Regions from separate parts of the Homo sapiens genome. Here region 1 is linked to region 2. A link is an interaction called in ENCODE POLR2A ChIA-PET data of the cell type or tissue named here. Cell type or tissue: A673. All regions are shown on one strand. Links, peaks and the distances in the headings refer to the core of each region. The heading gives the core; the rest is flanking DNA.

Evidence for each region. ChIA-PET counts read pairs that join two places held together with the same protein. Peaks named below come from ENCODE experiments on the same cell type or tissue, not always from the same donor. Only the 100,000 strongest peaks of a DNase experiment are listed, where the experiment ranks them.
Region 1: POLR2A ChIA-PET joins it to region 2 with 12 read pairs; 13 of 35 experiments call an interaction of 5 or more read pairs at or near these places.

Annotation. Positions count from the first base shown.
Region 1 is chr19:10,936,607-10,948,053 of GRCh38, reverse strand. No RefSeq gene overlaps it. Among named protein-coding and RNA genes, the nearest start is that of TIMM29, 14 kb to the right of the region's middle. RefSeq lists an enhancer at 10,220-10,719. In A673, for the core only: a CTCF peak has its summit at 5,863 (motif pointing left); DNase peaks (open chromatin) are centred at 2,583 and 5,823; H3K27ac peaks cover 564 bases.
Region 2 is chr19:10,884,091-10,895,537 of GRCh38, reverse strand. All of the region lies in intron 1 of CARM1 (coactivator associated arginine methyltransferase 1), which reads right to left. Among named protein-coding and RNA genes, the nearest start is that of CARM1, 18 kb to the right of the region's middle. RefSeq lists an enhancer at 730-1,531. In A673, for the core only: no CTCF peak of the experiment used is centred there; DNase peaks (open chromatin) are centred at 6,797 and 9,707; H3K27ac peaks cover 3,222 bases.

The DNA of each region.
Region 1 (11,447 bases), core at 1,250-9,249, 53 kb before region 2:
TTTTTTTTTTTTGATGTAGGGTCTCACTCTTTCACCCACACTGGAGTACAATGGTGTGATCTCGTCTCACCGCAACCTGTGCCTCCCAGGCTCCAGCGATTCTCCTGCCTCAGCCCCCAGAGTAACTGGGATTACAGGTGCCCACCACCACGCCTGGCTAATTTTTGTATTTTTAGTAGAGACAAGGTGTCACCATGTTGACCAGGCTGGTCTCGAACTCCTGACCTCAGGTGATCCTTATATCTATACCTCGGCCTTCCAAAGTGATGGGATTACAGGCATGAGCCACCAGGCCCGGCCAGTACTGGAATGTTAATGACATTTTTTTTTTCTTAATTTTCTTTTTTTCTTTTTTGGGATGGAGTCTCATTCTGTTACCCAGGCTGGAGTGCAGTGGCTCACTGCAACCACTGTGTCTCAGGTTCAAGTGGTTCTCCTGCCTCGGCCTCCAAGTAGGTGGGATTATTTGGTGCCCCCCACCATACCCGGCTAATTTTTGTATTTTCAGTAGAGACAGGGTTTTGCCATGTTGGCCAGGTTGATGTCAAACTCCTGACCTCAGGTGATCCGCCTGCCTCAGCCTGCCAAAGTGCTGGGATTAGAGGCGTGAGGCACTGTGCCCAGCCTTTTTTCTTAATTTTCTTGTAGAGAGGGGTCTCATTATGCTGTCCAGGCTGGTCTCAAATTCCTCAGCTTAAGTGATCCTCCTGCCTCAGACTCTCAAAGTGCTGAGATTACAGGCCTGAGCCACCGTGTCTGGCCAAATATTTTAATTTCTGATTATGAAGATTTTTGTTTGTTTGATCTGATAGCAAACCAGGTTGTGTAGTCTACCCTCCTGCTGCGAACTAAAAGAGCTATTCCAGGAATTTTAATGTTGGCATTATAGGCATTTTGGCTTAGTTACTTCTTGGTTGAGGGGGATTTCCTGTACATGGTAGAATGTTTAGCAGCTCATTAGTCCCAGTAACACCCCTCCTCCAGTTCTGACAACTAGAAATGTCTCCAGATATTGTGAAATATTTCCAGGGAGGTCAAAATTTCCCCTGCTTGAGAACCAGTGGACAAAACAAAACATTTAATTTAATTGATTTTTCTTTGTGTGTGTGTGTGTGTGTCTGTGTGTGTGTGTTTGAGACGGAGTCTCGCTCTGTCACCCAGGCTGGAGTGCAATGGCGGATCTTGGCTCACTGCAAGCTCTGCCTCCCGGGTTCACACCATTCTCCTGCCTCAGCCTCCCGAGTAGCTGGGACTACAGGCACCCGCCACCATGCCCGGCTAATTTTTTGTATTTTTAGTAGAGATGGGGTTTCACCGTGTTAGCCAGGATGGTCTCGATCTCCTGACCTCGTGATCAGCCCGCCTTGGCCTCCCAAAGTGCTGGGATTACAGGTGTGAGCCACCGTGCCCGGAGTTGTTTTTTTTTTTTTTTTTGAGACAGAGATTTGCTCTGTCACCTAGGTTGGACTGTAGTGGCACAATCTTGACTCACTGCAACCTCCGTCTCCTGGGTTCAAGTGATTCTCCTGCCTCAGCCTCCCGAGTACCTGCGATTACAGGTGCCTGCCACCATGCCCGGCAAATTTTTTCTATTTTTAGTAGAGATGGGGTTTCACCATGTTGGCCAGGCTGGTCTCGAACTCCTGACCTCAAGTCATCTGCCCACCTCGGCCTCCCAAAATGCTGGAATTACATGTATGAGCCACGGCGCCTGGTCCATTTTTCTTTTTTCTTTTTCTTTGAGACGGAGACTCACTCTGTCACCCAGGCTGGAGTGCAGTGGCGCAATCTTGGCTCACTGGCACCTCTGCCTCCTAGGTTCCAGCGATTCTCCTGCCTCAGCCTCCTGGGTAGCTGGGACTAGAGAAGTGTGCACCATGCCCAGCTAATTTTGTATTTTTAGTAGAGACGGAGTTTCACCATGTTGGCCAGGCTGGTGTCGAACTCCTGACCTCAGGTGACCCACCCCCCCCCCCCACCCCTTGGCCTCCCAAAGTGCTGGGATTAGAGGCTTGAGCCACTGCACCCAGCCTTCACCTTAAAATATTTTTGGGCGAGCATGGTGGCTCACACCTGTATTCCCAGCATTTTGGGAGGCTGAGGCCAGTGGATCGCCTGAGGTCAGGAGTTTGAGACCAGCCTGGCCAATGCAGTGAAACCCTGTCTGTACTAAAAATGCAAAAATTAGCCGGGCGTGGTGGCGGGCACCTGTAATCCCAGCTACTCGGGAGACTGAGGCAGGAGAATCACTTGAACCCAGGAGACTGAGGTTGCAGTGAACCGAGATCACGCCACTGCACTCCAGCCTGGGCGACAGAGCGAGACTGTCTCAAACAAAAAAAAAGAAAGCATTTTTAAATAAGAAATATTTTCTTAACATCGCTTATCATTAGGGAAATGCAAATCAAGACCACAATGAGATACCACTTCACACCCAAACAAAACACAACAGAAAATAACAAGTATGGGTGAAGACATAGAGAACTCGGAGTGCTGTGCAGCATGATTGGTAAGAATGTAAAATGGTGCAACCTTTGTGGAAAGCAGCAGGGCGCAAATTGAAAAAGACAGAGGCAAATGGCCATTAGCTGATAGCAAACATCTGCATTAAAGGAGCTTTTTTTTTTTCTTTTTTGGAAGGTCTCCAAAAATGAAAAAAAAAGCTCACCACAGCCTCAACTTCTTGGGCTCAAATGGTTCTCCCGCCTCAGCCTCCTGAATAGCTGGGACCACAGGCATGCGCCACCACACCTAGCTAATTAAAAAAAATTTTTTTTGGTCTGGCACAGTGGCTTATGCCCATAATCCCAGCACTTTGGGAGGACAAGGCAGGCGGATCACCTGAGGTCAGGAGTTCGAGACCAGCCTGGTCTACATGGTGAAACCCCGTCTGTCTAAAAATACAAAAATTAGCCAGGTGTGGTGGTGTGTGCCTGTAATCCCAGCTATTCAGGAGGCTGAGGCAGGAGAATTGCTTGAACCCAGGAGGTGGAGGTTGCAGTGAGCTGATACCATGCCATTGCACTCCAGCCTGGGTGACAGAATGAGACTCTGTCTCAAAACGAAACAAAACAAAACAAACAAAACACTAGCCGGCCATGTTGGCACACGTCTGTAATCCCAGCTACTTTGGAGACTGAGACACAAGAATCGCTTGAATCCAGGGGGCAGAGGTTGCAGTGAGCTGAGATCACGCCACTGCTCTCCAGCCTGGGCGACAGAATGAGACTGTGTCTCAAAAAAAAGCAAAAAAAAAAAAAAAACCCAAAACACTAGCCAGGTATGGTGGCACACATCTGTAATCCCAGCTACTTGCGAGGCTGAGGCACAAGAATCGCTTGAATCCAGGAGGCAGAGGTTACAGTGAGCTGAGATCGCACCACTGCACTCCAGCATGGGCGACAGAGTGAGACCCCATTTCAAAAAAAAAAATATTTTTTTTTGTTTAGAGATAGGATCTCGCTCTCTGGCCCAGGAAGGTGTCAAAATCCTGGCCTCAAGTGGTCCTCTTGCCTTGGCCTCTGAAAGTGCTGGGATTACAGGCATGAGCCACAGCACCCAGCCTTGTTTTGTTTTACTAGCTATTCTCATGGGTGTGACATGTTATCTCTCCCTCTTTTTTTTTTCGAGATGGGGCCTCGCTCTGTCACCCAGGCTGGAGTGCAAGGGCGCGATCTCAGCTCACTGCAACCTCCACCTCCCAGGTTCAAGTGATTCTCCTGCCTCAGCCTCCCGAGTAGCTGGGACTACAGGCACGTGCCACCACGCCCAGCTAATTTTTTGTATTTTTAGTAGAGACAGGGTTTCACCGTGTTAGCCAGGATGGTCTTGATCTCCAGACCTCGTGATCCACCTGCCTCGGCCTCCCAAAGTGCTGGGATTACAGGCATGAACCACCACACCCAGCCTCTCCCTCTTTTTTTTTATTTTTATTTTTTTTTTGAGACAGAGTCTCACTGTTCAACTAGGCTGGAGTGCAGTGAGATGATCATGGCTCACTATGGAGTCAACCTGCGGGGCTCAGGTGATCCTCCACCTCAGCCTCCCAAGTAGCTGGGACTACAGGAGCACACTACCTCACTCAGGTAATTTTTTTTTTTTTAGAGGGAGTCTTGGTCTGTCACCCAGGCTGGAGTGCAGTGGCGCGATCTCAGTTCACGGCAACCTCTGCCTCCCAGGTTCAAGCGATTCTCCTGCCTCAGCCTCCGGAGTAACTGGGATTACAGACACCCACCACCATGCCTAACTTTTTGTATCTTTAGTAGAGATGGGGTTTCACCATGTTGGCCAGGCTGGTCTCGAACGCCTGACCTCATGATCTGCCCACCTCGGCCTCCCAAAGTGCTGGGATTACAGGTGCGAGCCACTGTGCCCTGGCTATATTTTATTTTAGTATTTATTTATTTATTTGTTTATTTATTTATTTATTTATTGAGAGGGAGTCTTGCTCTGTTGCCCAGGCTGGAGTTCAGTGGCATGATCTCAGCTCATTGCAACCTCTGCCTCCCAGGTTCAAGTGATTCTCTCACCTCAGCCTCCCCAGTATCTGGGACTACAGGCACATGCCAGCACATCTGGCTAATTTTTGTATTTTTAGTAGAGACAGGGTTTTTACTAAATTTTTCATATTTTTAGTAGAGATGGGGTCTCCCTATGTTGCCCAGGTCAGTCTCAAACTCATAGCTCAAGGGATCCATCCACATTAGCCTCCCAAAGTGCTGGGATTACAGGCATGAGGCACTGTGCCCCACCGTGACAGTTTACTTCATTGTGGTCATCCTCTTGATATTTTGAAAGCATTCAAACTCTACAGTGGCTTTTATATAATTAAACAACAATTTTAAAGAGATGGAGGTGTCACTATGTTGACCAGGCTGGTCTTAAACTCCTGGTCTCAAACTCCTCGTCTCAAGCAATCCTCCCATCTCAGCCTCCCAATGTGCTGGGATTACAGTGTGAGCCACCACGTCCAGCCTATAGTGGCTTTTGTAAAAACCCCTACAGAGTGAGGCCTATCATATTATTTCAAAAGCCTACACCCAATATCTAACTGTTCTCAGAAGAAATAGGGAGACTTTTCAGAGCATCACTACCTAAGCAAGGTCACAGATTGGAGCCCCAGCTGGGAGGAAACAGAGCTATCAACATTAGATGTGCCTCAACAAAGACCAGTGCAGTCCCTGCAGGGGATGATGAAAACTTTTCAAAGCCAGCTGTCCCACGAGTAAAGTTTAAACCAATCCACAGAGCACAGATCCTACACTGATAAGCAATAACACTACAGCAGAACTCAAGCAATGGAAAATCCTACAAGTTTTAGCATGAATAACATCCACAAGAGCTGGGTTATTAGAGCAGAGCACCTCTCCCTGGTTTTGATTCAAAGAACTTGCCAGAATTTAAATTAATTATTTTTTCATGTAATTATTTGCTGCAAGGCTGGGCACGGTGGCTCACGCCTGTAATCCCAGCACTTTGAGAGGCCGAGGCGGGCGGATCACAAGGTCAGGAGATTAAGACCATCCTGGCTAACACGGTGAAACCCCGTCTCTACTGAAAATACAAAAAAATTAGTCATGTTGGCCTGGCTGGTCTCGAACTCCTGACCTCAGGTGATCAGCCCGACTTGGCCTCCCAAAGTGCTGGGATTACAGGCGTGAGCCACTGTGCCCGGCCCCTGCATTTTATTTCAATGGAAGGATGTCTAACTTAATTTTCCCACAAATGGTTTCCAGATCATCTCTCATTCAGGGCAAACACCAGATCAGGCCTCTACAAGGAACGACAGATTAGTGCAGCTGGGAAATGGGTAACACCCACCTGATAGAGAAAGGGGGTTCTTGCTCCCTCTAGTGTTCACCACACACTACAGATGTCCTGCTGTTCCCCTGTAAGGCGACCAGTAATACCTACCATGTCAGCTTTGAAATAACCAAGATGTCACTAAGTAGATGGGTGAATAAACCAACTGGGGTCCATGCAGACAATGGAATATATTCCGTAAGATAATATATTACACTAGAAAAGAACTAGCTGCTCAGGAGGCTGAGGTTGGAGGATCACTTGGCCCAGGGGTTCGAGACAAAAGCCTGAGACCCCATCTCCATGAAAAAAAAAAAAAAATTAGCTGGGCCTGGTGGCACATGCCTGTAGTCCCAGCTACTCAGAAGGCTGAGGCAGGAGAATCGCTTGAACCCAGGAGGCGGAGGTTGCAGTGAGCCGAGATTGCGCCACTGCACTTCAGCCTGGTGACAGAGCTAGACTCCATCTCAAAGAAAAAAAAAAAAAAAATCTGCCGGGTGCGGTGGCTCACGCCTGTAATCTCAGCACTTTGGGAGGCCGAGACGGGCAGATCACGAGGTCAGGAGATGGAGACCGTCCTGGCTAACGCAGTGAAACCCCGTCTCTACTAAAAATACAAAAAAAAAATACAAAAAAAAAAAATTAGCTGGGCGTGTTTGCAGGCGCCTGTAGTCTCAGCTACTGGGGAGGCTGAAGCAGGAGAATGGCCTGAACCCGGGAGGCGGAGCTTGCAGTGAGCCGAGATCCTGCCACTGCCCTCCAGCTTGGGCGCCAGAGCGAGACTCCATCTCAAAAAAAAAAAAAAAAGCTCCATAGGTACCTACCCTGTGTTCACTTTATCTTATGGAAAGTGACCATTTACTGGGCGCCAGACGAATACATAATTGACTATCCCCCTACCTGCTCCTTTTCTGTAGGAATATGTGAATTACATATGGATACATTTGGGATACATTACATATATGGATTTTATTACACATGGACACATTACTCTCCCATTTGCCCTCCAGCCCACTTTTCCCCTTTAAATACTGAAGCCCTCAAAATAATTTTTGGAGAAAGACACAGATTATGAACTGTGTCCGTGATTCTATGTTTCGTTCTTTTTCTCTTTTTCTTTTCTTTCCTTCCTTTCCTTTCCTTTCCCTCCCTCCCTGCCCCACTCCTCCCTCTCTCCCTCCCTGCCTCCCTCTGTCTCTCTCTGTCTCTCTGTCTCTTTCTGTCCCTCTGTTGCCCAGGCTGGAGTGCAGTGGTGCACAGCGATTCTCCTGCCTCAGCCTCCTTAGTAGCTGGGATTACAGGTGCCCACGACCGCGCCCGGCTAATTTTTGTATTTTTAGTAGAGATGGGGTTTCACCATGTTGGCCAGGCTGGTCTCAAACTCCTGACCTCGGGTTATCTGCTCGCCTTGGCCTCCCAAAACGCTGGGATTACAGGTGTAAACTACTGCACCTGGCCCTGTGTTTATTTCTTCCAGGCATGTCCTAAACCTTGGCAAAATGAATTTCTAATTTGATGGAGACCTGTCTCAGATACTTCAGATACTATTCATTTTCAAATAATGAATAGCTATTCATAATCATCACTGTGGGCCAGGCATGGTGGCTCACACCTATAATCCCAGCACTTTGGGAGGCCGAGGCAGGCAGATCACGAGGTCAAGAGATCGAGACCATCCTGGCCAACATGCTGAAACTCCGTCTCTACTAAAAGTACAAAAATTAGCTGGGCATGGTGGCATGCACCTCTAGTTCCAGCTACTTGGGAGGCTGAGGCAGGAGAATCGCTTGAACTTGGGAGGTGGAGTTTGCAGTAAGCCAAGACTGCGCCACTACACTCCATCCTGGCAACAGAGCGAGGCTCCATCTCAAAAAAAAAAAAAAGAAAAAGAAAAAGAAATTGTCACTGTGGCCTGCCACAACATGGGAAAGGAACACAGCATCCTTGTGGCTGCCCTGAGGGAAACCTCAAAAGGCAAGTCAAGGATGTCTTCTGTAGATGGCTGTGAATTCCCCAGAAACTCCTTCTGGTAGGACATGATTGTGAACCAATGTTCTCTGAAAAGGAATTTGGAGGGAATAGATTGTATTCCAGTCAACAGTTTGCAAACTGAAGAGACACAGTATTTGGTGTAAAATGAAGGTGCATTCCAGAGAACAAAGGGAGGGTTCAGGTTTTTTTTTTTTTTTTTTTTTTTTTTTTTTTTTTTTTTTTTTTTTGTGAGACAGTCTGGCTCTGTCACCCTGGCTGGAGTGCAGTGGCGCAATCTGAGCTCACTGCAACCTCTGCCTCCTGGGTTGAAGCAATTCTCCTGCCTTAGCCTCCCGAGGGTTCAGGTATTATAGCAAAAATTCCAGCCCAGGTTCCCACTCAAGTCTGTTTATGCAAATCAGGGAGTCAAACTTGCCTAGTTTTTACTGGTTGACACATCTGAGTTCTGACTGATTGGTCCAGGAGACCTCTGAATGTCCAAAAGTTAAAACGGAGGCGTGAGTTTTGGGGCAACTCAGAATACATGTGTGACCTCTATTCAGCAAATGGTTGCTTGGGTGTACTTAAAATTGAAGCCCAGTCTGCCACTCCAGATCCATCTTGAAGGACTGGCTCTTTCAGGTTTTTATTTGTTCACCTGGTGAATCAGTAACAGGAAATGTGAAATGCCTGTGGCTCACCAGCTATAAATAAGATTGCAAGAACAAAAGAACTGGCTTCTTTGTACAGCTATTAATGAAACGATTGACCTGGGCACCCATCAGAAGTGATAAAATTGGGCCGGGCACAGTGGCTCATGCCTGTAATCCCAGCACTTTGGGAAGGTGAGGCGGGTGGATCACTTGAGGTCAGGAGTTTGAGACCAGCCTGACCAACATGGTGAAACCCTGTCTCTAATAAAAATACAAAAATTAGCCGGGCGTGGTGGCAGGTGCCTGTAATCCCAGCTACTCAGGAGGCTGAGGCAGGAGAATCACTTGAACTCGGCATGGGGAGGTTATACTGAGCTGAGATCACGCCACTGCACTCCAGCCTGGGCGACAGAGTGAGACTCTGTCTCAGAAAAAAAAAAAAAGTGGTTTTCTGCAACACATCAAAAGTGTATGCATAGGGGGCACTCTTCTAGGTTAAAAGAGACTTAAGAGGCCGGGCATGGTGTCTCAGGCCTGTAATCCCAGCACTTTGGGACGCCAAGGCGGGTGGATCACGAGGTCAGGAGATCAAGACCATCCTGCCTAACATGGTGAAACCCCATCTCTACTAAAAATACAAAAAAAAAAAAAATTAGCCGGGTGTGGTGGTGGGAGCCTGTAGTCCCAGCTATTCGGGAGGCTGAGGCAGGAGAATGGTGTGAACCTGGGAGGTGGAGGTTGCAGTGAGCCGAGATCGCACCACTGCACTCCAGCCTGGGCTACAGAGCAAGACTCTGTCTCAAAAAGAAAAAAAAAAGGACTTAAGGTTGGGCGCAGTGGCTCATGCCTGTAATCCCAGCATTTTGGAAGGCCGAGGAGGGAGGATCACCTGAGGTCAGGAGTTCAAGACCAGCCTGGCCAATGTGGCAAAACCTCATCTCTACTGAAAATACAAAAATTAGCCGGGTATGGTGGTGGGTGCCTGTAATCTCAGCTACTCAAAAGGCTGAGGCAGGGAGAATCACTTGAAGCCAGGAGGCGGAGGATGCAATGAGGTGAGATTGTGCCACTGTACTCCAGTCTGAACGACAGAGCGAGACTCCGTCTTAAAAAAGAGAGACTGAAAAATCACAACAACGAAATACAGTATGTGAACTTTGTTTGGATCATGAATCAAACAAACCAAGTGTAAAAGGACACTTTTGAGATCCTCAGGGAAATGTAATATCAGATGATACCAAATAATAATTGTGGACTTTGATAGGTGTGATAATGGTAGTGTCATGATATAAGAAAATGAAATTATAGGCCAGACGTGGTGGCTCACACCTGTAATCCAAACACTTTGGGGGGCCAAAGGGGGCAGATAACCTGAGGTCAGGAATTCGAGACCAGCCTGACCAATATGGTGAAACCTCTGTCTCTACTAAAAATACAAAAACTAGCTGGGCGTGGTGGCGTGCACCTGTAGTCCCAGCTACTCAGGAGACTGAGACAGGAGAATTGCTTGAACCTGGGAGGTTGCAGTGAGTCGAGATCATGCCACTGCACTCCAGCCTGGGCAACAGAGCGAGAATCTGTCTCAAAAAAAAAAAAAAAAAAAGGAAGAAAGAAAATGAAATTATAGGGGTAATATGACAGGATATCTGGGATTTGCTTTAAAATACTTCGGTTGTCAACGGTAAAGTTTGGGACCAAAAAAAAAAAACAAAGAACTTCTGTTGGCTGGGTGTGGTGGTTCACGTCTATAATCCCACCACTTTGAGAAGCTGAGGCAGGATCATTGCTTGAGGCCAGGAGTTCGAGATCAGCGTGGTCAACTGCAGCCTCAACTTCTCTAACTTAGGTGATCCTCCCACCTCAGCCTCCCAAGTAGCTGGGACTACAGGCACGCACCACCACATCTGGCTAGTTTTTGTATTTTTTTGTAGAGACAGAGTCTCACTGTGTTGCCCAGACTGGTCTTGAACTTCTAGGCTCAAGCAATCTGCCCCTCTCGGCCTCACAAAGTGCTGAGATTACAGGTGTGAGCCAGGGCACCCCCAGCCCATCTTACACATATTGACCGATGTCTCATGTCTCACTAAAATGTATAAAAGCAAACTATGCCCCAACCACCTTGGGTACATGTTCTCAGGATCTCCTGAGGGCTGTGTCCCAGGCCATTGGTTACTCATATTTGGCTCAGAATAAATCTCTTCAGATATTTTCGGAGTCTGGGCCAGGCGCGGTGGCTCACGCCTGTAATCCCAGTACTTTGGGAGGCCGAAGTGGGTGGATCAGCTGAGGTTGGGAGTTTGATAGCAGCCTCACCAACATGGAGAAACCCCGTCTCTACTAAAAATACAAAAAATTAGCCGGGCATGGTGGCTCATGCCTGTAATCCCAGCTACTTGGGAGGCTGAGGCAGGAGAATCGCTTGAACCCGGGAGGCAGAGGTTGCGGTGAGCCAAGATCGTGCCATTGCACTCCAGCCTGGGCAACAAGAGCAAAACTCCGTCTCAAAACAAAACAAAACAAAAAAAAAAACAAAAAAAGATTCAGAGTCTGACTCTTTTTGTGGACATAAGTAGGTAAAGGTGCAGGTTCCAGAGATGAAGGTGGCCCCTCCGTGGGGCCTCGACTTCTGCCATCATCTATCCAATTCCAAGGCACAGTAAACTGGTGCAAGTGGAAGCTGCACGACCTCCACTTGCTGCTGCCCGCGGACAAAAGGAACCTGCGTTGAGCCATTCCATGGGGGCTAAGTAAGGCAGGATGGAATCAGCTACGTTCTGTCTCCGAACTAAGTCTCTGATGCCCTCTGCTGGTCTTTCTAATCACAACAGTGGGAAAGATACTTTTTTTTTTTTTTTTAAGACGGAGTCTTGCTCTGTCTCCCAGGCTGGAGTGCAATGGCACCATCTTGGCTCACGGCAACCTCCGTCTTCCAGGTTCAAGTGATTCTCCTGCCTCAGCCTCCTGAGTAGCTGGGATTACAGGCGCCCACCACCATGCCCGGCTAATTTTTGTATTTTTAGT
Region 2 (11,447 bases), core at 1,865-9,864:
ACTATTTGTTCACCTCCTTCCCCTCCCCCTTGCTTCCAGAAAGCAACGGAACAAGCAGGGGGTCTTTGGGCCCTTGAGGCTCGTTAGACCTGGGTCAGGGGGACCTGGAGTCCCTTCAAACCTCCCATCCCTAGGCCAGGCACAGTGGCTTGCGCCTGTAATCCCAGCACTTTGGGAGGCCAAGGCACGTGGATCGCTTGAGGCCAGGAGTTTGAGACTAGTCCGGCCAACATGGTGAAACCTCATCTCTACCAAAAATACAAAAATCAGCCAGGAGTGGTGGTGGGCACCTGTAATCCCAGCTACTTGGGAGGCTGAGGCACGAGAATAATTTGAACCTGGGAGGCGGAGGTTGCAGTGAGCAGAAATCACGCCACTGCCCTCCAGCCTGGGTGATAGAGCGAGACTCTCTCAAAAAGAAAAAAAAAGAGAACCTCCCATGCTGTCGTGACATCAGGGCCACATTCTTTGGCAGATAGAGAATAAGGAGGCCGGCTGGGAACAGTGGCTCCCGCCTGTAATCCTAACACTTTGGAAAGCTGAGCGGGGAGGATCACTTGAGCCCAGGAGTTTGAGACCAGCCTGGGTAACACAGTGAGACCCCATCTTCTACAAATAATAATAAAAAAATTAGCTGGGCATGGTGATGCGCACCTGTAGTCCCAACCATGTGGGAAGTTGTGGCAGGAAAATCCCTTGAGCCTGGGAGGTCAAGGCTGCAGTGAGCTGAGATCGTGCCACTGCACTCCAGCCTGGGCGACAGAGTGAGACCCCATTTCAAGAAGAAAAAAAAAAAGAGAGAGAGAGAAAAAAAAAAAAAACACAAGGAGGTGGAGGGCAAGAAGAAAAGCAGCAGCAGCTCGGGGGAGAAAGGCCACATTTCAAGCTCTTGCATCTCCAGGGGGAACACAACTGTAGCCACCAAATGGAGGAATAATTAAAGCTATTTATCTCGGCAAACCTGGGGCGGGGGAGTAGCTGGTAGCTGTAGAAGCCGTTGTCCAAATGGTACGTCTTGTATTAAATCGCCTCCTGCTGCCAAAGACAACATGGGCTCTTCACCTTCCAGAGGAAAATATTCCCGATCAAAGGAGGAGAGTTAGGTAAAAAGAGGGAGACACCCCGACCCCCCGTGGCCAACTCCCATCCCACAGGCACGGAAAAAAAAACACGCTTTCTGAAGCCCACTCAGCTGGCATCTCTGCTCAGCCTGCTCTGCCCGGACCACATGCAGGCACAGAGGACCTGGCGGTGAACCAGAGAGCCACCCCCGGCCCTCCCATGCTGGGAGTCCACAGTGGGAGGCAGACAGCACCCAGCAGGGCAGTGAGGAGACGGACAACAGGAACTGGCAGTAAGCGCTGAGAGGAGGGAAAGCACGGAAGCTGATGCATGCGGACCAGGCCCAATTCAGATTCCAGGCAGACTCGGGAGGAGGCGACACCTGAGCCAGGCCCCACTGCCCTGGCAGAGGTGACCTTGTTTCCAAACTGGGAACCAGAAGCTTCCCCCCATTCCTGTGTGGCTTGGCACCCATGTGCCCAAGAGGCGGCAGAGATGACCCTAGGGTCACCCAGCAGGGAGATGGCTGAAAGGATGGGCTTTGGCATCAAGGAGGACTTAGGTTTATCAAGGAGGGACTGGGTTCAGGGCCGAACCCACTGTTCTCCAGCCCTGGCCTTGGCTTCCTCATCTGTTCAACCACCACCCTGACACATCCCAAAGGGTGAGGTGACATAACCCACGTGGAGGGCCTGACAGCCCGGCCCCAGGGCACCATCCTGGAACTTCACTAGGTCAGAGCCCACATGCAGCAGAGTCTGGCAGGGCTTGGATCCCCCGAACTAGCACCTGCCTTCACCCCTGGCCTCAGGAGCCCCATCTATAAAATGGGCACAATGACAGGGGGCGGTGGCTCACGCCTGTAATCTCAGCCCTTTGGGAGGCCAAGGCAGGCGGGTCACAAGGTCAGGAGATCGAGACCATCCTGGCTAACACGGTGAAAACCTATCTCTACTAAAAATAAAAAAAATTAGCCGGGCGTGGTAGCGGGTGCCTGTAGTCCCAGCTACTCAGGAGGCTGAGGCAGGAGAATCACTTGAAGCCAGGAGGTGGAGGTTGCAGTGAGCCGAGATCGCACCACTGCACTCCAACCTGGGGGAGAGAGTAAGACTCTGTCTCAAAATGAAATAAAATAGGCACAGTGGGGGCAGTGGCTCACGCCTGTAATCCCAGCACTATGGGAGGCCGAAGCAGGTGGATCATGTGAGGTCAGGAGCTCGAGACCAGCCTGGCCAACATGGTGAAACCCCGTCTCTACTCAAAATATAAAATTAGCCAGGCATGGTGGTACATGCCTGTAATCCCAGCAACTCGGGAGGCTAAGGCAGGAGAATCACTTGAACCTGGGAGGCAGAGGTTGCATTCCACTCCAACCTGGGCAAAAAGAGCAAAGCTCCATCTGAAAAAAATAAAAATAAAAATAAATAAATAAAATGGGCAGGGCCGGGAGTGTTGGCTCACGCCTGTAATCCCACCACTTTGGGAGGCTGAGGCGGGTGGATCACCTGAGGTCAGGAGTTTGAGACCAGCCTGGCCAACATGGTGAAACCCCATCTTTACCGAAAAATACAAAAAATTAGCCAGACATGGTGGCGGGCACCTGTAATCCCAGCTACTCAAGAGGCTGAGGCAGCAGAATCACTTCAACCCAGGAGGCAGAGGTTGCAGTGAGCAGAAATCGTGCCATAGCACTCCAGCCTGGGCAACAAGAGCAAAACCCTGCCTCAAAAAATAAAATAATATAAATAAAATAGGCACAAAATGGGGATGAAAACCCCTCCCTGCAGTGAGGATTCCTAGGTAATGGAGGGAGCTGGAGGTGTTAAGTACTTCATAAACAAGAGCAGCTGCTGTTACCATCATCAGCAACAGATCAATGCCAGCCTCGGAAGAGAATCCCAAACCCCAGAACCCTAACCCGGCCTGGCCTCCCTCTCCTGCCGTAACCTGAGTCGGATCCTCCGATGTCGTCCTCGGAGAAGCTCTGGAGCAGCTGTTCCACTGTGCTGCCCAGCCCCGGGTATCTGAGGACCATGAGGTCACCCTGGGCTCCTCTGGCGCAGCCCTGGCCTCTGGGCGAATCCCAACCCCACTCCAGCACCGGAGCTGGGTGTCCAGGAGCCCTGCAGCCATGGCCCTGAACGGGCACTTCCCCAGCACATCAGAACTATGTCTGAGCAACTGATCAAAAACTTCCGGCCCAGAAATCCCTTTGCAGGGCCTTATGTATGCTACAAGCTCTACTTGCAGAGATACACCTGGATCTGAATGCCCCCAAAGCAGAAAACCTAAATATCCATCAATTAATCAAAGAATGAATAAATGAAGATGTGGCAAATTAAAAGAGATCAATTTCCATCGGTACACACTGACATGTTAAATGATCGAGCCACAACGTAAGGCACAGAGTGGTGTAAAACCTACGCACCACAGGTGTACAGATGGGCGGGGAAGGGACAGAGGGAGGAGGGGCAGTGCACACTGCATTCATGGGGCTTGTCTGGAAACACAATAAAGTGACTTCAGTGCTGCCTCCGGGAAGCAAGTCATACTTTTCAATCCGCACCCTCCTTTGCCATTGTGTGAACGTGCATAACTTGAAGCCCAGCAGGTTGGAGGAGAGATTTATGCGTGCGCGCTTGTATGTGCCTGAGAAACCACAGGTCACGGGCAGTGCGGAGAGAAGGAGAGACTGACTTTTCATGTTACACCCTCCTGAGTGGCTTGAATTTCTCCCTTGTACATGAAAGATAGCCAGACAAAAGGCAATGGCGAAGGCTGGGGGCGGGAGGGCCGGCGTCTACGCAAGTTATCTGGGCCCCTCCCTAGAGTGGGCAGGCCGGACTGGGGACCACCCCCCCAACATCCTTTTGGACCCTGCTGGCTGGGGGAGGGGAGTGGGAACAGGCCCTGAGCCTCTTCTGTGACCCAGCTGGAGGCTGGCGGACAGCCCTGCTTTCCTCAGCTTGGAATCTCCCAGAACAAGCCCTGCACCCACCCCACGGCCCTCAGTGGGTGTGATGGACGTGGGGCAGTCAGCCCAAGGGCATCGGGGCTCCCTGACCTGCATTCCAGCAAGGGAGGCCTCCCAAACGAGCCAGGTGCAGTAAGATCCAGGTTTGAACCTGAGCTCTGCCACCTGCAAGCAAGGGACCATCACCTCCCGACACCTCAGCTTTAGTGTCTAGAAAAATAAAATAACACATGGTTCACTGTGTAGCCATGAGGACGAACCCACCCATGCCCGGCCCAAGACCCACGGGCACACAGTAGTGTGGCATTGGCACAAAACACCAGTCTTGGTTCCTGTGTCCCCACAGTGCTCCGGCTCAAGGCAAAGGGTCGAGAGAAGGAGCCACCGAGAGAGTTCTGGACACAAGGCCATATTGGGCCCAGAACAAGTGTCTGGCCCTGTCCCCCAGGTGGCCACCCCTGGGACCCAACCCATCTGGCACGTGGCTGACAGAGAATCAGCTTCACACACTGCTTGGGAACACTGACTCAGTTTTGGTCTCCCTCTGTCACCCAGGCTGGAGTGCAATGGCCCGCCCAGTCATAGCACACTGCAGCCTCGACCTCCTGTGCTCAAGAAGCAATCCTCCCACCTCCGCCTCCTAAGGAGCTGGGACTTCAGGAAGGATAGAGCTATACCAAGAAAAAAAAAAAAAAAAAAAAAAAAATATATATATATATATATATATGTGTGTGTGTATATGTGTGTGTGTATATGCATGTGTATATATGTGTCTATATATTCATGTGTATATATGTGTGTGTATATATGTGTGTATATATGTATATACGTATACACATATATACGTATATACATATACATATATATATGTAAATAAAACAAAGTAGCTGGGACCACAGGTATGTACCACCACACAAAACTAATTTTTAGGCTAGGCGCGGTGGGGTGGCTCACACCTGTAATCCCAGCACTTTGGGAGGCCGAGGCAGGTGGATCACCCGAGGTCAGGAGTTTGAAACCAGTCTGGCCAACATGGTAAAACCCCATCTCTACTAAAAATACAAAAATTAGCCAGGTGTAGTGGTGGGCGCCTGTAATCCCAGCTACTTGGGAGGCTAAGACAGGAGAATCACTTGAACCCGGGAGGCGGAGGTTGCAGTGAGCCAAGATCGCGCCACTGCACTCCAGCCTGGACAACAAGAGCGAAACTCTGTCTCAAAAAAAAAAAAAAACAAACAAAACAAAAAACAAAAAAACCACCTAATTTTTATATTTTTTGTAGAGACAGGGTCTCCCTATGTTGCCCAGGCTGGTCTCAAACTCCTGGGCTCAAGCAATCCACCTGCCTCAGCCACCTGAGTACCTGGGACCCCAGGCTTGCATGCACCACCATGGAAGGCTAATTTTTTATTTTTCTGTAGAGATGGGGTCTTGCTATGTTGCCCACGCTGGTCTCAAACTCCCAGCCTTAGGCGATCCTCCCGCCTCAACATTTACATCCCACCTGTAAAGTTTAAGCTTTACAGGTTACAGGTTAGCTTTTCAGGCCATTTATGGCCCCTCCAAAAGCCGACCACCAGAGTTAGTATAAAGCTGTTCCCTGGGGAGGGGATTGGATGGGGGGCTTCATTCCATGGGCAAGGTTTCCTTAAAATGAGGGTGGGAAGTGCACAGGTGTTGGCTGCATTCGTCTTCATTCCTTCAAAAATATTTCATGAGAAAAAACAGCCACCTCTTCTGCTGGCCCAAAAGGCCAGGGTCCACGGTTGGATCCGGGCTTGGAAATGCATTGGCAACTCACAAAGTCAAAGTGTTGAATCTACTTCAGGAGTCCCCAAGAATGTAGGATTACAGAAGGTAATAAACAATTCTGGGCCAGGCATGGTAGCTCACGCCTGTAATCCCAGCACTTTGGGAGGCTGAGGCAGGCGGATCACCTGAGGCCAGGAGTTCGAGACCAGCCTGGCCAACTTGGAGAAACCCCGTCTCTACTAAAAATACAAAAAAAAAAAAAAAAAAATTAGCCGGGCATGGTGGTGAACACCTGTAATCCCAGCTACTTGGGAGGCTGAGGCAGAAGAATCCTTTGAACTGGGGAGGCGGAGGTTGCAGTGAGCCGAGATTGCACCATTGCACTCCAGCCTGGGTGACAAAGGGAGACTCTGTCTCAAAAAAAAAAAAAAAAATTCTCAAATTGCGCAGTGACAGGACACTGGGTGGTGTATGGGCAGGGCTGAGAGGCAGCCACCTACGGAACAGAGGTGTCTGTGGGTGTCCTGTTGGCATCTCAGGTAGGCCAAGGCCTCCATGGTGCCCCCAAGCACTACTTGGGGCAGCTGCCCTTTCCCCCTGCCCCAGACTGCCAGGTCAGATCTCAGGAGACAGAGCACTCAATGCGTGCCCCATCTAGGTGGGCTCTGGAGAAAGCCCCCTGAACTGAGGACACCCAAACCTCATAAATCACTGTGAAGCTTCTTCAGTCAGAGGCCTGGGGGGCACTCAGTAGGGGGCTCCCTCTAAGGTCTGGTCCCTAAGCTCCACCTTCAAGGGTCGACAGCTTCCCCTGTAGTCCTGACCTGTGGGTGACAGTCTGCTCAGTTGTGGGGTGTGCGAAGGGCAACCCCAAGAATAGAAGGCCAAGACAAAGAGCTTGGCTTTTCTGAAAAAGAGACGGGGCACCCCCTTCACTGGGAGCTATTACATGCAAATGTCTCCTGCATCCATGCTAATCAGCTGCCACCGCCTGGGGCTTTGTGCACTACAAAAGAGACAGCAGATGTGAGCTGGGGTTCCACAGCCCCAGAAAGCGCGGGAGCTTAGTGGATAATTATGAAAAGCATGGGGTTGTGGAGGGTAGGGGGTGGGGGCGCGGTGCAAAGCCACAAAACCGGCCTGCACCAGCCCCCTCGCTCCACATGCTGTCTGCTGGGCCAGCTCGCCCAGTCTTTCTTCTCCCGCGGGCCAAGACTTTGAAGCTGTGATTTATGGAGCCCCAGGAAGCACTCTTAGGTGTTGGCTGTGCAGGGCCTCGGTTAGTGCTCAAACCACCCTCCAGGTCGACCTTAGTCCTATTTTTAAGAGGGGAAACCAAGCAACAGAGCGATGACAGTCTCCAGGTGGCTCAGCTGGGGACCCAGAAGCTGGTCCAAAGACAGCCAAATTCCATCCCAGCCTCCAGAGAGCCAGCTGGGAGGTACTGGGGGCCACGCTCAGGGGACCCCAGGTTCTACCTGTGCTCTGGGCCTGGGCAATGCCAGGCCAGGCTAGTTGACCCCTGAGCCTCACCACTACAAGGAGGCAATCAAGCCTGCTTCCTGGTGCTAAAGAGGGTCTGTCACATTGTGACACATGGCAGGAGCTGGGCTGCAGCTCTCTATGGGGACTAGGCCAGCAGGAGGCCCTTTGCAGAGGAGACACCCACAGTGGCCTGGAAGGTCGGGCTGAATGAGGCGTGTCATGGAGCGGCAAGAAGACCCCAGGCTGCTGAGGGGGATCATCTCCCAGAGCGACTGGGACCCTCCACACCCTGGCTCTCATTGCCAAGGACAGAGAGCTCAGTGCAGCAAGCTGGGCTGGGGCCTGCCTTCAGGCTGGCAAAAGGGCCTCACCCAGAGGAGGGGAGTACAGGGGGGCGCTCCAGAGAGGCTGGAGCGGAGGCAGCCTCCAATGGAGGAAATCGAAGTTGGGTCAGGGAGAAGCTGCCCTGGGGCTGAGGCCCACTTGAAGTCCCTGCCTAGTGCACCTCTTGAAAGAGTCTGAGTCAGAGCATGCTGGCACATGCCTGTAATCCCAGTGCTTTGGGAGGCCAAGGCAGAGAGATGGCTTGGGACCACGAGTTTGAGACCAGCCTGGGTGACAAAGCAAGACCCTGCTTCTACAAAAAGTAAAACATTTAAAAAAAAATAAAGAATAAGGAAAGGTTTTGACCATCAGCCAGAGACACAGGATGTCCTGGGCCACAAAGCTGCAGGAAGGCCCTCTGCCAGGTCCCAGGGCGCTCCAGGAGCCCTTCTGGCCCCACCAAGGCTCAGAGAACAGTATGTTTGGGTTAGGAAGGCCGCCTTCCGCCCCAGGACCTGCAGGCTGCTTCGCCAGATGTGATTCCAGATGTGGCACAGGCGAAGGGGGCAGACACTACTGATGCCACAAAGAAATCAGGCACACGGCAGGAACCAGGGGAGACGGGACCCTGGCTTTGGCGAGCTCTGGAAGAGGTCGCTATGGCCAACACGGTGACACAGGACAAGGACCAGGAGCAGCAGGGGTAAGCCTTGGGCAGGCACTTCCTCCATGGCCTTGCACTGCCCTGTGGAGGAGTCAGAGAGTGGGAAAAGTGGCAGGAGGGGCTGCAGGGCTGATGGCCAAGTGAACGGATCAGGGCCAAACCTGGGTTCACATCCCAACTCTGCCACCAAAGTTTTAGTGCCTCAGTTTCCTCTTATACAAATTAGGGAGTGAGCTGGGCATGGTGGTGCCCCCCTGCAGTCCCAGCTCCTCAGGACACCGAGGCAGGAGGCCCAGCTCCTCGGGACACCGAGGCAGGAGGCCCAGCTCCTCAGAATGCTGAGGCAGGAGGCCCAGCTACTTGAGAGGCTGAGGCAAGAGGATCATTTGAAGCCAGGAGTTTGAGACCAGCGTGGGCAAAATATTGAGACCCCATTTTTTTTTTTTGAGATGGAATCTCATTCTATCATCCAGGCTGGAGTGCAGTGGAGCGACCTCGGCTTGCTGCAACTCCTGCTGCCCAGGTTCAAGTGATTCTCCTGCCTCAGCCTCCAGAGTAACTGAGATTACAGGTGCCTGCCACTGCACCCGGCTAAATTTTTTTTGTATTTTTTAGTAGGGATGGGGTTTCACCATCTTGGCCAGGCTGGTCTTGAACTCCTGACCTTGTGATCCACCTGCCTCAGCCTCCCAAAGTGCTGGGATTACAGGCGTGAGCCACCGCACCCAGCCCCCATCTCTAAAAAAGAAAAAAAAAGATAAAAGATAAAAATGAGGGAGGGGGCGGGGCATGGTGACTCACGCCTGTAATCCCAGCACTTTGGGTGGTCGAGGTGGGAGGACTGCATGAGCCCAGGAGTTGGAGAGCATCCTAGGCAACATGGTTGAGACCCCGTCTCTACAAGAAATACAAAAATTAGGCCGGGCACGGTGGCTCACGCCTGTAATCCCAGCTACAGGCTGGGAGGCTGAGGCGGGTGGATCACCTGAGGTCAGGAGTTCGAAACCAGCCTGACCAACATGGAGAAAACCCGTCTCTACTAAAAATACACAATTAGCCGGGCGTGGTGGCGCATGCCCGTAATCCCAGCTACTGGGGAGGCTGAGGCAGGACAATCACTTGAACCCAGGAGGTGGAGGTTGTGGTGAGCTGAGATCACACCATCGCACTCCAGCCTGGGCAACAAGAGTGAAACTCCATTTCAAAAAAAAAAAAAAAAAGAAAGAAAGAAAGAAAAAAATTAGCCAGGTGTGGGGCCACCTGCCGTCCCAGCTACTCGGGAGGCTGAGGCAGGAGCATGAACTGAACCTGGGAGGTTGAGGTTGCAATGAGCTGTGTTCACACCGCTGCACTCCCTGTCTCAAAAAAAAAAAAAAAAAAAAAAAAAATGAGGGAGTGAGCTGTGGCTGCTGTGGCTCCCTGTGGGGGGCTGTCCTGATAGCGAGACTTGGAGTGTGTGAGCGGGAGTAAGAGCCAGGCATCCCATCATCCTGCATCTAGGGGCTCCAGGGCTCAAAGGCAGAGCCAGGCTCCTGCAGAGGGTCCCTCAAGGGCACAGGATGGAAATCTGGAAGCTCCAGCCTATCTTCGCCTTCCCGTCCTGTTCAAGGAAGAATGCAGCAAATTCTCTGGAATGTCCCTCCCTCAGTCTGCAAGAGGCACCCCAGTCTTTGATTATTTATTCACATGCCCCCTGCCCGGGATGGTTAACAAGAGCATCCCTCTTTCACGAGAGCACTGATTGGCCAGGGGCCTTTCTGCAGTCCTCGCCAGGAGTAGCACCCATGCCCACACCGCTGGGCAGGTTTTCTATACATAAAACCACTACGCTTGCACATGTGTAACACATCCGGCAAAAATGAACCCCAGCTCCGAGAACACAATTAGCGGGAGAAAGACCTGCCAACGACATAAAGGAAAACAGCTCAGACCCACGCCTGCCAAGGCTAATGAATCGCTTTAAAGAGACAGACAAAAAGGAAGAATAAAAGGGGGTTCTCCTGGCAGGGGTGGGGGGGCACAGAGCCCCCCAAACCCAGTCTGGACCTGTTTACAAGAATGCCCCGCCTGGCAGCAGGGGACAAATGATGAGAGGAACAGACAGGGAAAGAGGGGCTGTCCCACTGAACAAACCTACCCAGAGGGGAACAAGTTCCATGTCTGGCTTTGGGTGGTGGTGACATGGGTGTCCATAATTGTCAAAAGCATCAAACAGAACTAAGGCCTGGGCATGTGTGTGTACTGACTAAACAACAATTAAAATAAATAAGCGGCCAGGCATGATGGCTCACGTCTGTAATCCCAGCACTTTGGGAGGCCAAGGCTGGTGGATCACCTGAGGTCAGGAGTTTGAGACCAACCTGGCCAACATGGGTGAAACCCCGTCTCTACTAAAAATCCAAAAATTAGGCAGGCGTGGTGGCACGTGTCTATGATCCCAGCTACTCGGGAGGCTGAGGGAGGAGAATCGCTTGAACCCGGGAGGCGGAGGTTGCAGTGAGCTGAGATCACGCTACTGCACTCCAGCCTGGGGGACAGAGCAAGACTCAGTCTCAAAAAAAAATAATAAAATAAAGAAGCGATGCAGAGAATCAACACCAGAGGAGACACAGGAGGGGCCTAGAATCTCCAGACCCAACTCCTTCAGCCCTGGGTTAGGCCTGGTCTCCATTTCCTTCATGTAACTGCTTTTTGGGGAACAAAGGCAAGCACAGGGGGAGGGGGGGCAACTGGGGACTCCAGATTCTTCAACCAAAAGTCAGAGCTGTGTAGTGTCAAAGTGGCAGGTTGGGCTGGGCACAGTGACTCAGGCCTGTAATCCTAGATCTTTGGGAGGCCAAGGAGGGGAGGACTGCTTATGTCCAGGAGTTTGAGACCGGCCTGGACAACATACTAGAGAGCCCATCTCTATGTCTTTTTGTTTTTTTTTTTTTTTGAGACGGAGTTTTGCTCTTGTTGACCAGGCTGGAGTGCAGTTGTGTGATCTGTGGTCACCACAACCTCCATCTCCTGGGTTCAAGAGATTCTCCTGCCTCAGCCTCCAGAGTAACTGGGATTACAGGCATGCGCCACCATGCCTGGATAATTTTTGTGTTTTTAGTAGAGAAGGGGTCTCCACATTGGTCAGGCTGGTCTCGAACTCCTGACCTCAAGTGATCCGCCCACCTCGGCCTCCCAAAGTGCTGG